Regions from separate parts of the Mus musculus genome. Here region 2 is linked to region 1. A link is a contact called in ENCODE Hi-C data. All regions are on one chromosome and are shown on one strand. Each heading gives the region's core, a stretch centred on a gene start or an enhancer-like site at or near the end of the contact. The rest is flanking DNA. Distances are from core to core; before and after follow the strand shown.

Region 1 (7,746 bases), core at 3,063-5,562:
CTGAGACGATAGGCATATGCCATACCTGGCTTTTTAAAGTTGTTTCATTTTATTCTGAGAGAGATGTCTTTCACTCAGATGGCCTTGAAATTGCTATGTAGCTGAAGCTCTCCTTGAGCTAATTTTCCTAAATTCACCTCCCAAGCCCTGGGATTGCAGGCAGGTAGCCCCACACTGGCTCACTCAAAGCCATTCTTGTTTTTGTTTTTTTTGTTTTGTTTTTGTTTTTGTTTTTTGTTTTCCTTTTGTTTTTTTTTTTTTTTTTGTTTTTTCGAGACAGGGTTTCTCTGTATAACTCTGGCTGTCCTAGTGTCCTAGAACTCATTTTGTAGACCAGGCTGGCCTCGAACTCAGAAATCTGTCTGCCTCTGCCTCCCGAGTGCTGGGATTAAAGGCATGTGCCGCCACGCCCAGCCTCAAGGCCATTCTTGAAGCTAAGGCTAGTACTACCTGCTGCCGGGACCTAGTTTCTCTCCTACAGTCTACACCTGTGCCCCACAAAGCTTCATACTTATTTATTTTATATGTGTATATGGATGTTTGCCTACATGAATGTCTGTGTACACAGAGAGGATGGGAGCCAGTTGAAACTGGAGTTATAGACTCTTGTTAGCCACCATGATGGTGCTGGGAATTGAACCCAGGTCCCCTGGAAAAGCAGTCAGTAGTCTTAACCACTGGACCATCTCTCCAGGCCCAAGACTCCATCTTTCCCAATTCTGACCATCACATGGGAATCTACCACAGCAGAAAGGATATCTCCATTGTAGGAGCAGATATGTGCCCCGGACCCCAGCAGTTCCCTTCCACACTACATGGCCTGCCCTACCTGCTTTACTTCCTGGGACCAATGCTTGATTCTCCTGAAACTGCAGCCCAGGACGTGGTCACCTGTTCAAGATCTATCACGGCCGGGAGTGGTGGTGCACACCTTTAATCCCAGCACTAGGGAGGCAGAGGCAGGCAGATTTCTGAGTTTGAGGCCAGCCTGGTCTACAAAGTGAGTTCTAGGACAGCCAGGGCTATACAGAGAAACCCTGTCTCGAAAAACAAAACAAAACAAAAACAAACAAACAAACAAACAAACAAAAAAGATCTATCACTCTGACACTTGCAGGTCCTGCAAAGAGCACTGTATCAGGAGAAAGAACTAACAGACAGTCTCCTGTCTCTGTGGGGAGTATACTGCAGCTCATAAAATAGACAGGGGTTCAGGCAAGGAATCTGGTTTTAGGGGAGATGGACTCTCGAGTCAGCTTCCAAGAGTCCAGATATAGAGGATCACAAGATGGCCTGCCCGAGTTCTGTGTTGAGGAGTCGTGGAACCGAAGGGCTCTCTGGCCAGGCTAATGCTGACTCCCCCTGTAGGAAAGAACTGACTGTCATGTCCTGGACACTGTGTGACACAGAAGAGAGTACCAGGTCATCTTGGCTTGGCACAAGAGGGCCACAATAGTGCAAGGTGAGGCCAAGTAGGCGCATGTGTGGGCAACAGGAGAGGGAGGGGCTGGGCTATGACAGGAGGAAGACATTAGCACTGTACACTGTAACTTTAAGTTTTTCAAATCCTATTTTTTAAAAAAGAATTATTTATTTATTTTATGTATAGAAGTACACTGTAGCTGTCTTCAGACACACCAGAAGGGGGCATCAGATCTCATTACAGATGGATGTGGGCCACCATGTGGTTGTTGGTATTTGAACTCAGGACCTTTGGAAGAACAGTCAGTGCTCTTAACTGCTGAGCCATCTCTCCAGCCCTCAGCCTTCATGAGTCTGCCTTAACCTTTCACCTGTGTCCACTTTAATGAAACATTCCTTCTCGAGTTCGCCCCAGCCAAACACCATCCAACCAACTTTCCAAAGAACCCTTAAGTTTCCACTTCAACATTTTATTTATTTATCTTGTGTGGGTGGGAGCTGAAGAGGGATGGGTCAATAGGATGCTGATGCTGGACCCACATCCCCTGGAAACCCCTGACAGAACCGGAGTAGTGGATGGAAATGTGGGATACTGTGAGAGATGTTACCTTGTGAGGACTCTCTCCAAGGGGCAGGCTGAGTGAGGGTTAGCAGGAGCTGAGACACACATTCTTCAGTCTATCTCCCATCTTGTTTGTAGTAACTTTTCAGCCTGTGCTTCTGTGCTCTGTGGGAATCCGTCCTTTCCCTTGAACCCTGTCTATTGCATAGGGTTCTCTAAATGCCTCCCACAGATTATATCCTATAACCTGGACATAGCAGTCATAAATTTGGAGCATTTATCAGGAATGGGCACAATGTTACTGAGCCATACAGGGAGCCCCAGGAAACTATAGCTTAGACTTGGGGATGCAGGAAGACAGAGTCCACATCTGACCCTGCCTCACCAACTCCAGGATATCCAGGCCACAGCAAGCTTCACAGACATCCAGGTCTGGAAAACATTGTTTTATGCACTAAGGCTCTGGGATATGGCTGCCCTGCAAATAGCCATTCGGATCATCCAGTGTGTCTTTGTGGCTACATGTTGACTTGTGTATGTATGTCTGTTCAGAGTGGAAGGCAGAGGTGGGTGGTCTTGATGCTATTGAGGCGTACTCACAGGGCTGAACAGACTTTCCAGGGGAACGCTAGTAAGCTGGCGAGTGTTTCACAGTTGCCTGGGCACGCAGCTCAAGTGCTACAGTGTGCCTGGCATCCATGAATCCCAAGCCTTCATCCCCTGAATATCATGCACATGTCGGGGCACACACATCTCTTACTAAAGAAGAACCAGGAGGGGTGAGTTCAAGGTTAGCCCTAGAAACAGGAGATTCTGTCTCAGAAATAAAAAACAAAACGGACAGCTGGGCATGGTGGCGCACGCCTTTAATCCCAACACTGGGGAGGCAGAGGCAGGCAGATTTCTGAGTTCAAGGCCAGCCTGGTCTACAAAGTGAGTTCCAGGACAGCCAGGGCTATACAAAGAAACCCTGTCTCGAAATAAATAAATAAATAAATAAATAAATAACCCTGTCTCTAAATAAATAAATAAATAAATATGACTCTATGATGTCCCTCATTGGCCGTCTAACCTTGAGACTAGAACTATCATGTAACTCCCTCTAATGCCCTTAGCCCCATCCTGCCCCTTTATCGAGTGATCTAAAATTCTGACCTATCACCTCTAGCATACCAGAGCTTCCCTAGATTGCTCACAGGACTCCTCTAGGTGACAGGAGAGTCTACTCTAGTGACAGGGAAAATCAGCGGATTGACTGCCCCGCCCCCATCCTCCTTTGTGAGGCGGAAAGTTTCCTCTGAACTTTCAGCTTTCCCACAGGCGCCTGCAGCTTCCAGTAATCTTTGCTTGATCTCCAGCAGTCTGTTCATAGCGGTGGCACTCAAAGCAAGCCGTACGGACCTGAACCCACCCTCTTCCCGCCTGAAGTCCCAGGGGTCTGGGTGGGGCGCGCGCCTAGTGGGTGCGCGCATTCCAACCCTCCGCTCCCGGGCTGCCAGGCGACTGGAAAGTCCGGCGTGGATAAATAGTCACAAGATTCGGATTCACTTGTTGCTGGTGGTCCAGAGTCTGTCACCCAGAACCCATCCTCTGGGTAACTGAGTAGCCACAGCCCATTTTAATCAGGAAACAGGCAACCTTTCTCGCAACCCATTTGCTGGAGTGCTTATGGACGGTCGAGTTCCTCGGAGTTCTGTTTCAGGCAGTAGTGCGTGGCCTTTCCAGTATCTCCGAGAGCTCAGTCCTAGTCTATCCTTTGGGGCGTCCTAAACCTTTCCACAGGTACAATAGAATTCTAGCTTGCACCTTTCCCATCCATCTCCCGACTGATGCTGTAACCCTGGGAGCCCCGCGGCTGATTTGTGGTTTCCATAGTGACACCAGGACAAAGGCCATAAGCTCCTTCCATCTGCCTTCCTGATACACAAAGATCACAAACCTCTCGATTTACCTCTGCCACCCGCCAACTCCACGAGCCCTCTTCCTGTCCCCTGAATGCCATGCTTGCCAGCAACCCCTGGTTCACATCGGGACTTAAGGGATCCGATGAAGATATGTGGACCAGGATGCTCTGTCTTTGAGCAGCCTACTCTAATTTCTTTTTGGATGCTCCCTTTTAGTTCCTCGAACTAAGCTGCTTCTTTGCTAAGTACACATCTGCTAAATAAACTTCAGCTTAAAAAGAAAGTGGATGAAGTAACCAAAGTCTGGTTCTTAGGATGAGGGTTGTCTGCAGCGGGCAGGGGTATGGTAGGGGGTGGGGTGCTATCCTCAGTTATAATCCTATTTTAGATCCACTCCGTGTTTTACTTCCTTCCCTTGCTTTCCAACTTTACTCAAAGTCGTCAGAGTCTCTCAGATTGTGGAGGAGTGACTGCTAGGTCCGACCCTGGACAGATTGAGGGCCTGGAGGGACACCAGCCCAGTACCCACACGGTCGGGTCAGCATCAGCCCCAAGGGAGGTGGTGGGCTTTCGTCTGTGGACTCTTTATCTCTCTTTATCTCTATTTTACTTTTCTTCAGGATGGAGTGGGCCTCAGGAGAACCAGGGAGGGGCAGGCAGGGACAGCCTTTGCCATGGGAACTTCGCTTGGGCCTACTTCTAAGTGGTGAGGGGGCCTGGTGAGGCCTAAGGTTGTGGGATGTGATGGTAGGTCCAGGGGTGGCAGGCTGTTCCCAGGGGCCCAAGGGATGGGGCTAGTCACCAGGAGTCCTGCTGAGCTGATTGACCCACTGTCCTCAGTGCTGGCTGCCACATTGGCCCAGGCCCCGTCCTTGGATGTACCTGGCTGTTCTCGAGGAAGCTGCTATCCAGCCACCGGTGACCTGTTGGTGGGCCGTGCGGACAGACTGACGGCCTCATCCACGTGTGGCTTGCATAGCCCTCAACCCTACTGTATTGTCAGTCACCTGCAGGTGCTTCTGGGGCCCCAGAGGAGAGGGCTGGGTCAGGGTGGGGTCGGCCCCAGCTAAGGTACCTATCCTACACTCCACCCAATCCAGGACGAAAAGAAGTGTTTCCTGTGTGACTCCCGACGTCCCTTCTCTGCTCGAGACAACCCAAATAGTCATCGGATCCAGAATGTAGTCACCAGCTTTGCGCCACAACGCCGGACAGCCTGGTGGCAATCGGAGAACGGTGAGCCCCTGAGTAGGTCATCAGGATGACTAGGGCTTGTAACCAGTAACCGCAGAACCTTGACCCCCTATTCCTGCTGCAGGGGTTCCAATGGTCACCATCCAACTGGACCTGGAAGCTGAGTTTCATTTCACCCACCTCATTATGACGTTCAAGGTGCCTGCGCGTCAGCGAACCCGCCTGATTTTGCTTTGCTTCTCAGTACCCCCTAACAGAGTCCTAGCTCTACAACGAAGCTTCCCTGAGCTCCTGTGTTGTGCTCTATGTGTGAAGCATGGTCACGTCCTGCATGGCTTCCATAGTTGAACACCTCTGCACATGCTCTCTTGTGCCCCATTCCTAGGCTAAGTCAGATACAGTCTCTCTGGGTCTCGTGGTATTTTAACCTGCCTGTCAGAGGTGGCTGTCCTCCCTGGTCTGATCATGGTCTGGCTTTCCTAGTCTTTCCCATGTGTCTGAGATGCTCAGCAGTGATCATGACTAAGCAGAGCTCTCCGTAACCTAGGCTGGACTGAAGTCCTGGTTCCTGCTAGTCAGACATGTCCTCCTTCCCCATCCAGACGTTCCGGCCTGCTGCTATGCTGGTGGAGCGTTCTGCAGACTTTGGCCGCACCTGGCACGTGTACCGATATTTTTCCTATGACTGCGGGGCTGACTTCCCGGGAATCCCACTGGCCCCGCCACGTCGCTGGGATGATGTAGTGTGTGAGTCCCGCTACTCAGAAATCGAGCCGTCTACGGAAGGCGAGGTAAGGGCTGGGACCCAGCTAGTGGGGTCTGTGATGGACGTGAAGCGAGGTTCATTATCTGTGGACTTCTTGCCCTGCTAGGTCATCTATCGTGTGCTGGACCCTGCTATTCCTATCCCAGACCCCTACAGCTCACGGATTCAGAGTGAGTGTTCTACTATGGAGATTGGCACAGTCTCAGTGTCCGGATGGGGACTATTTGGGGCCTCAGTAACTATTTTAGGTGCTTCCTAGGGCAAATGCCAAGCCCAGTTTAGCTCTGGGAGCAATAGAAAAGAGGTCTCCCAAGGTGACCTTGGCAGCTGCAACCAATGGTGGCACTGGTGGGGACGAGGCAACAAGGGGCCACCTGCTTAGTTGGACGAGACCCTCTTCCCTTTCTTAGACCTGTTGAAGATCACCAACCTACGAGTGAACTTAACCCGGCTTCACACACTGGGAGACAACTTGCTTGACCCACGGAGGGAGATCCGGGAAAAATACTATTATGCTCTCTATGAACTTGTCATCCGTGGCAACTGCTTCTGCTATGGCCACGCCTCACAGTGTGCGCCTGCACCAGGGGCGCCGGCCCATGCTGAGGGCATGGTAAGGTACTTCGGATGACTGGAACAGGGTTGCCGGGGAGGGACAGGCATTTCTAGATGGTGCTGTCAACCTCCCCTCGTATCTGCACAGGTACACGGAGCCTGTATCTGCAAGCACAATACTCGTGGACTCAACTGTGAGCAGTGTCAGGATTTCTATCAGGACCTTCCCTGGCACCCTGCAGAGGACGGCCATACTCACGCCTGTCGGAGTGAGTGAGACACAGAACTCTAACCGGGCTGTGCTCTGGGTGAGCCAAAAGCTAGTTGGTCAAGCCCTAAATACCTAGGCTTTTGTCTGAAGGGTATCCAGGCCTTGATGGCCCTCAACCCATCTGCTCTGGCTACCAGTCCCAAAAGGTTTTGGAGCCTTGAAGCCTTAAGCTGCCACCCACAAATTCTAGCCTATGGTACCATAGGCTGATGATACTAGCCCCACTCGCGGTGTCCCTTACCCTAGGGACCTGGTTTCCCAATTGGTCTTTGCCTTCTCTCCAGAGTGTGAGTGCAACGGGCATACTCATAGCTGCCACTTTGACATGGCTGTCTACCTGGCATCTGGAAATGTAAGTGGAGGCGTATGCGATGGGTGTCAGCACAACACAGCTGGGCGCCATTGTGAGTTCTGCCGGCCCTTCTTCTACCGTGACCCCACCAAGGACATGCGGGACCCAGCTGTGTGCCGTCGTAAGGCTGGGATTGGGCATGAGGGAGGGAAAGCTGAGCCTGCGTCAGGAACTAGGAAGCTGGATTATAGTACCGGTTCCCAGGATTGGTGTGGTCAGGGCTTGGGGTAGAACCAGAACAGGGAAAGGGGAAGGCTCAGGATGGTCACTGCGATGGGGTGACTTTATACTCTCCTTTTTCTCAGCTTGTGACTGTGACCCTATGGGTTCTCAAGATGGTGGTCGCTGTGATTCTCATGATGACCCTGTGCTAGGACTGGTCTCAGGCCAGTGTCGCTGCAAAGAACACGTGGTTGGCACTCGCTGCCAGCAATGCCGTGATGGCTTCTTTGGACTTAGTGCCAGTGACCCTCGAGGGTGCCAGCGTATGTGCCTCCTGCCCTAACTCCTGTGTCGACCTTTAACCCCAGGCCTCTTGTTCTTGATGCAGTTGAACCTGCTTTTACTCCCTAAAATGGGCTGCTTTTCACTACAGGTTGCCAGTGTAATTCACGGGGCACAGTGCCTGGGAGCTCCCCTTGTGACTCCAGTAGTGGAACCTGTTTCTGCAAGCGTCTGGTGACCGGACATGGCTGTGACCGCTGTCTGGTACGACTGAGG
Region 2 (7,746 bases), core at 787-3,286, 430 kb after region 1:
ATCTATTTCCCCACCCTGACCCCAACTCCAGGAGGTTGGTGACAGTGCCCAGGGCTCTGGCCACGTTGAACCCATCGCTCTTCCCCTCCTGCCTGGAAAAATTTGTTTGAATGGGGAGATATGCTATTTGGGAGTTCAGATATGTCCTCCGGAAACTGACTGGAACCTCCTCTCTAACCCACGCAGGCCACCAAACTCTGACTTTGCTGCAGGAGACTGCCTACCTCTGGAGGTTGTGACAGGTCACCCTCATGAAACCCCCTGCCTCTGGGCCACCTCCAGGTGCCACCTGGGACTCCATTCCATGTACCTGCACATACAATTCATGGATGGATGCCCTGGGACTCCCAAGTTCAGTGCTACAGGCCTGGGGCAGGGTATTGCAGTCAGGCTGGCCTTGGCTGGGTGCTGAAAAGGAGCTGATGTGGGAATACAGCTTTGGGAATAAATTTGTCTGTCCAACTTCAGGCTCTGCTGTGGCATGGTCAGGGTGTGGCTGGGGTGTCGAGTGGTCTTCAGCACAGACTCCCAATCCTTCTTATAAACCCTAAGGTAGACAGAACTAGGGTGTAAGATTTGGGGAGATCAGGGACAGGCAGAGAGCAAGCTGAGTCGGGCAGCGGTGGCACCCAGGATGGGTTAGTATTTTATAAGCTTAAGGTTCTCTTCAGTTTTACAGACAGTCCTTTAGCTCTAGCTGGGAAAAAATAAATGGAATCAAAACTGTAGATCAGGACAGAGCCATTCTCGGGGATAAACCCGGTTAAGAGGCAGGGTGAAGTTGGTGTTTCTGAGAGATGTGGCGTGAACCCCTGAGCTCCCAGCTAAAGAACAGAGCCATTCACATGGTCTGCTGCTGGATTTAAAAGTCAGGGTTATGAACTGCTTACTCATAGAGCACTGAGATCGGCAGAGCATGTCAGTCAAGAAGCGGCTGACTTCAGGCATAAAACAGCAACATGAGTTGGTCCCTTGGGCCACTGACCCCGTGATGGGAGGGATAGGGCAGTGGGCTCCTAAGCAGTAAAAGGGAGGGTAGCCTCATGGGTTGCCTGGTGGTTACACATGGGAATGCCCAGAGAATGCAATACCCACATTTCCTGCCCAGAACTCATGAACTTCACTATTCATCAGGTACGCTCCAGGCGCGGTGCTAGGTACCGGGCAAGTTCCCAACTGTAGATAGAGGCTTCCTGACCTCCAAATCACCCAGGCACCCTTGCCTGGGCCTATTTATCGTGGCTTTTGCCCGTGTCTGGCACCAGAGTGTTTACAAGCCATCTGAGCTCCCGCCAAAACGCAGAGGAGGAAGGCAGTGCTTTTTGTTCATCTGTTCTGTCACGCTCCATTCTGGCACTGGGTCTGGGTGCTCGGTAAATATTGTTTGAATGAAGACCTGGAGCCAGAGGCAGACCTCAAACAAGAACTTGTCAGGCTGGCCTCGGATGGGTTCTAGGAGGAAGCCGGTATGTTTTTATAGTTTGAGAATAAAGATGATTATGTAGGTAGCCAGAAATGCTCTAAAGAAAATCGGGTGGGGGTCAATGCTAGAGGAGAAAGGACTCTACCACCAAGGTAGTCATGGAGGGGTGACGGCAGTATGTGAGGCTCTCTCTAACCTTGGAAAGGTGACTTTCTAGGAGGGAAGCCATGCTCTTTCAGCACAAGGAAGGGTGGTGAGGGAGGTCTGAGTGAGGCAAGGACAGCAGCCAGCAGAAAACTTCAAGGAAGCCACACTTGGAAGTGCTTGCAGAGTGGAGCTGAGCTGGGTTTCGGAAGCTTCCCTGTGCTCTGTTTTACCAGCGTGGCAGTTGCTAGCCGAGTGGAGAACATTGGACCCTAAAGGCAGCAGGGTGCTTAGATTAGGGAAGGATGATAGGAGGGTTGGAGTCCATCTCCCCACTTCCCATCATCTGGCCAAGCTGTATTTTGAAAGGCCATGGGCCCAGCTGGAACCTGCTGCTGCCTCAGAGCTGGGCCTGCTCTTGGGGGAGGGGTGTTTGCCCGTTGCCAAGGTACCAGGGTTCCGGCTCCTCGAAGTGTTAACAGTCATGCTGTACACATTGCTCTTAGTGCCATCGCTGTTCCTGTTGGTGATGCCTGTCCCTAGCCAAGGCTGGTCTAGGCCCCTCTGGTACCAAGTAGGGCTGGACTTGCAGCCCTGGGGCTGCCAGCCAAACAGCCCAGATATCTGGGGCTGCCAGCCAAATAGCCTGGATAGCTGCAAGAACAGTCTGGGTTGCCCTGGCTACTGGTTGGGCCTGGGAGGAAATCGCATCTACCCCGTGGCTGGGGTCACAATCACCACCACCATGTTGCTGGTTGTCAGCCGTGTGATAGTGCACCGATGGCGAGCTAAGGTTGCTAAGGGTCAGGTGAGCACAGCTCCACTCTGTCCTCTGCAGTTCCTGCTTCTGCTCATGCCCCCTGGGCCATGCCTCCCACTCAACCTTCTTCCTATCACCCTGGCTTAGGGCCTGTGGGCTTCCTGTCTGATCCTGTCCTCCTCCCTGTGACCTGTTCTTGCATCTCCACAGAACCTATGTCTACAACCAATCCATCCCTATCATTCCTTAGGACTAGTCCTCTGGTCCATCTGTCCCCATTCCCATTCTTCATCCAGCCACCATGGGCCCCAGGGCCACCTAGCCTCTGGAGACCCAGTGACCTATTCCCCTGTCCCCCCATCCTCTTTGACACTTCCCCACATCCCTTCTCTCTAGCTCCACTCTCACGCTGGTCCCTGGCCCTCCTCCACCCTCACACTGGTCCTATATTTCAGCTCCCAGCAGTGACCTCCAGCTCCGGCAAACACTGGAAAGAGCAGCCCACTGTCTCAGACCGCACGCTGGTCCTCAGGGTCCTTCACATGCTGGACGCCATCCTGCTCCACATTGAGGGCCACCTGCAGGGGCTGGCTTCCCAACAACAAATTCAAATAAAAGGGTCCCCCCCTCAGTCTGGGTGACCCAATATATGCTTCTCTTTCTCCGATTGTTGTCAAAGATCAGCTCTGACGTTCAGGGTAAACGGAGACAGGGCATAGGAATGCTCTTCTTTTTTGGTCCCACAAAAGAGATCAGTGAAAAAAAAAATTCTACTCTAGCTTATATATCCCAGCAAAATCTTTTAAGCAGTATAGAAATAATATGATTACATTCTATTTTTCTTTTAGTGAATGATTATAAAACAAAACAAAACAGTAGGTTCCTCAATATCTTTACATGAAAAAACATTTTGCATATTACAGGTTAAAAAAAAAACCAGAAATTATTCCCAAGAACCCACATACATCTGTAACTAAGCAACTTGTTATAGATTAGTGTGGTGTGAGCAAGCAAGGTAAGTTTCTCAGCCAGTTTGTCTAACTGGCAGGCAGCATTTCGTGATTACAAAGAAAGAATCTATTTTATTATTTATCTTAAGTAATCCTATAACTATTTAAAAGAATCACAAATCTAAACTTTTATATAAAAAACTACTTGAAGACCTCAGAATGCACAATAGCAATTTTTATTAAATCATATCAGGAAGCTGAGGGCAAAAATGGATACAAGAAATGAATCATCACCAGTCCAGCCTCCAATCTAGCTAGATTGTTCTTGTTCTCTGACCTCAAAAAGTCCCCAGCTCAATTATTAAGAGTGTGTTTTTCTGAACTTCAAATTGTTTCCTAAGATTTTCTACATCAGAGCCAGTAGCAAAAACATCTCAAGCTAAGTTCACTAGCAGTTTGTTTTTCCAAATGCTAAGGGTGGCAGTCATTGCTGACAATCTCCATCTCTAAGTTCTTCCTTCTCCAGGCCGTGATAGAACCATAACCTGCTCCAGCAGCAATGCCTGAGAGAGATCAGGCATTAGCACTGTGAGTGCCAGAGATACGGCCCAGCGAGGGACTGGAAGCCCCTTTGAATTTTCATATAATTCTTAAGAGGGATGTGAGAGCCAGACAGTGGTGGCACCCGCCTTTAATCCCAGCATATGGGAGGCAGAGACAGGCAGATTTCTGAGTTCGAGGCCAGCGTGGTCTACAGAGTGAGTTCCAGGGCAGACAAGGCTACACAGAGGAACCCTGTCTCAGAAAAACAAACAAACAAACAAACAAACAAACAACCCCAAAAACAAACAAAGAGGGATGTGAGGGCAGCAAGCAGAGAAGAACTTCATAACAGCATGAAGCCCTCAGGACATAACTGTTTTCAGGGAAGGGAGCAGGGGGTCGTTACATTTATCCTTTCTCAGGTATCTAACGGAGTTAAGGACTAGATAGTTATACTCTCAAAATTAAGCTTAAGTTGTTTTAGGACCTAAGAAGATGTTTTGAATTAGAATACAAGTTATGATAGAAAATGATTTAGATACAATACTCTGAACTCACCAGTATAGGAGAGATGATAGAATACTTTCTGTAAAGTTGCCAAATATAAATGGACTGGACATTGTGGATGTAACTCCTACCTGACACTTTTCATAATTGTTTCATATTTTTTCCTACTGTATGTTGTTTATTATTATGAAAAAGTCTTTTTTATTCAGACAAAAAGGGGGAAATGTTGGGGTTTTTCTGGTGCTTCTTGTATTCTTATGCTATATTTTATACCCCAAGATCTGGTTGCTCCAAAGACAAGCAAATTCCCACACACACCAGCCTTTGTTGTGCAAACCTTACTCCCCAGTTTAAAACCATTGGTTAGGGGCTGGGGAGATGGCTCAGAGATGGTTAAGAGCACTGGCTATTTTTCTAGAGGACCTAGGTTCAATTCATAGCACCTGGCCAGCAGCTCATGACTGTAACTCCAGTTCTAGGAGAATCTGGCACCCTCTCACAGACATACAAGCAAGCAAGCAAGCAAGCAAGCAAGCAAAAATAAATAAATAAATAAATAAATAAATAAATAAATAAATAAATAAATAAATTTTAAAAATGGCTACAACCAGTTACTAGGGAGAATAGGGGAAAAGTGGAGTTTGAGTTACCAGGCTGGGAGTGGAAGGTAGGGACTATGAGGGAGAAGGAGAAAGGAGCCATTGTGGTTGTGCTAGCCAGTGGGCTTCATTCCATGAGTCTGTTATTTTTGAGCTATTTCTCCTTCATGGCCCTTGACAAATTGTCAGCTGGTGCCAGCCTGTGTGTGAGGGACTGTCTAAACCCTGGCCTGTTTCCACTGTTAGAGATTTGTTGAAGCTACAGTGCACAGGATAGGTAGGCAGGTAGTCCTGGGCATCACTGCCCCCTCAGTGGGGTGTACCCACTCCTTTGTTTCTAGCTCTGTCCTTGCCTCATCTCAGGGAGGACAGGTGAAATCAGGACTTAAGGCCTACCACCAGAAACCACCAGCTGGCTTCCTTCTCCATGTTTGCATGCCCCTCTTCCCAAGGGATCACCGCTCTGGGTACCCAGCGGTTGTCAGTCTTTAGATCCTTGACTCCTTTCCATCCTCCCAGCTCTAACCCCATCCTCACACTACCAGCTCAGACCCCTAGAGCCCTAAGCTCAGGCCACTCAGGCATCCCTATCTGCCTTTATTTGTGTGGCATCAGACACACTCTTGCCTGAGCAGCTCCAAGGTCCCTATAATAAGAGTGAGAACTGTCGGGCGTGGTGGCGCACGCCTTTAATCCCAGATTAAATTGAGAGGCAGAGGCAGGTGGATTTCTGAGTTCGAGGCCAGCCTGGTCTACAGAGTGAGTTCCAGGACAGCCAGGGCTACACAGAGAAGCCCTGTCTCTACAAGCCCAAAAAAAAAAAAAAAAAAAAAAGTGAGAACTGAGCTACCTCAAAGGAACCTTCCACTCCTTCCTCTCCTCCCTTCCTCTAACCTGGGTGGACGGGTTGACTGGATCCCAGGGAGTAGGCATCTTTAGAGTACTATGTTTTAGAAAAGGAAATTGCAATTACAAATTCAAAGAGAAGCAGAATTCTATCAAAGTAATGAGAAAAGGGCTGGGACTGGGGCTCAGCGGCAAAGCACATGCTTAGCTTGCACGAGGTCTCGTCTTTGACTTCTCTGACAAGAAACAAAATGAGAAAAACCACAAGTTTAAAAGAGGCCATGAGCCGGGCGTGGTGGCACACGCCTTTAATCTCAGCACTCGGGAGGCAGAGGCAGGCAGATTTCTGAGTTCGAGGCCAGCCTGGTCTACAGAGTGAGTTCCAGGACAGTCAGGGCCACACAGGGAAACCCTGTCTCAAAAAACCAGAAAAAAAAAAAAAAAAAGAGGCCATGTGTGTGCTTTTTTGAGACAGTCTAAACCCTGTGGCCCTGCCTGGACTTGAACTTGCTGTCTTCCCATGCTTCCTCTTTCCAGGTGCGAGCATCACAGCGCATGCCCCAACACCTGGCTTTAAAGGGGGCTGTAACTTGACAGATGTTGTGATAGTAGATTAAAAAGAAAATCATTTGTGCCAACTCCTGACATCCTTGTAATGCTTCTTTGCTGTGGGTTATGGTTCTTACAGTTTGTTCTGTTTTGTTTTAAGACAGAGCCTTGGTATGTAGCCCTGGTAACCTCATATACACCATGTAAACCAAGCTGGTCTTGAACTGTCTGCCCTTGCCGCCTCCTAGGTGCTGGGTTTAAAGGGGTGATGATTTCTACATAAGATAACTATAAACAGGGAGATGGTTCAGCAGGTAAAAATGCTTGCTGTGTAAACCTGACCACATGAGTCAGCCCCAGGAACTCACACGAAATCTAGATGCAATGGCATTCATAGGTGGCACACGCCTTTGATCCCAGCCCTCGGAGGCAGGTGGATCTCTATGAGTTCAAGTCCAGCTTGGTCTACAGAGTGAGTGCCAGGACAGCCAGGGCTACACAGAGAAACCCTGTCTGGAAAAAGCCTAGCACATCTATGAGATGAGAGGCAGAGGCAGGAAAACCGGCAGCCAGGAACACATGTACACACTAGTAGGGGAAGCGAGAGAGACCGCCTCAAAATGAGGTGGAAGGGGAGGAACTGACTCCCAAAAAGTTATCCTCAGACCCCGCAATTTCACTGTTGGGTATACACTGGCCTCCTCATGTTCTCTCTGTCTGTCTCTCCGTCTCCGTCTCCATCTCTCTCTCTCTCTCTCTCTCTCTCTCTCTCTCTCACACACACACACACACACACACACACACACACACACATTATACATAAGCAGTTCTGGTTGGAGAGACGGCTTGGTGGTTGACTATGCCCTGCTTTTCCAGAGAACCTGAATGAAGTTCTCAGCACCCACATCAGGTGAATGACAACTCACTGTAACTCCAGTTCCAGGGGTTCTGACACCCCTAGCCTCTAAGGTCACCCAAACTTATGTACACATACCTACAGACACCCAGACACATGTACACACAATTAAAATTTAAATGAAGCGTAGCCAGGCTTATATCGGCACTCAGGAGGCAGAGACAGGTGGATCTCTATGACTTTCAGGCCAGTCTGGTCTATAGAGTGAGTTTCAGCCTAGTCAAAGCTACATAGTGAGACCCTACCTCAAATAATAATAATAGCAACAACAACAAATTAAAATTTCCTAGCCTTTATTTTATTTTGTGGGTATGGGTGTCCTGCCTGCATGCATTCTGTGTACCACATGTCTATCCTGTGCCCAAGAGGCTAGAAGAGGTGTTGGATCCCCTAGGACTGGAGTCACAGATGGTTGGGAATCACCGTATGGTTGCTGGGAATTGAAGAGCTCTACTTACGGAAGAGCAACCAGCACTCAGCAACCACTGAGACATCTCTCCAGTCCCTAA

The links. Hi-C counts contacts between places; a loop is a spot of excess contacts on that map.
Region 2: a map of regulatory T cell shows a loop between it and region 1 (4-fold over the local background). The contact joins the promoter of Tmem89 here to the promoter of Lamb2 in region 1. A Hi-C loop is called at or near these places in 2 of 37 maps with a recorded cell type or tissue (T-helper 1 cell and regulatory T cell).

Annotation. Positions count from the first base shown.
Region 1 is chr9:108,475,550-108,483,295 of GRCm38, forward strand. Lamb2 (laminin, beta 2) reads left to right here and starts at 4,313. Exons shown (of 33, transcript NM_008483.3): 1 at 4,313-4,425; 2 at 4,509-4,594; 3 at 4,729-4,901; 4 at 4,989-5,124; 5 at 5,207-5,280; 6 at 5,685-5,873; 7 at 5,955-6,018; 8 at 6,259-6,461; 9 at 6,552-6,672; 10 at 6,959-7,147; 11 at 7,332-7,511; 12 at 7,622-7,734. The coding sequence starts at 4,510.
Region 2 is chr9:108,912,583-108,920,328 of GRCm38, forward strand. Tmem89 (transmembrane protein 89) reads left to right here and starts at 2,037. Exons shown (of 2, transcript NM_027066.1): 1 at 2,037-2,375; 2 at 2,783-2,981. The coding sequence starts at 2,052. The coding sequence ends at 2,968. Slc26a6 (solute carrier family 26, member 6) reads left to right here. Exons shown (of 20, transcript NM_134420.4): 20 at 187-467. The coding sequence ends at 201.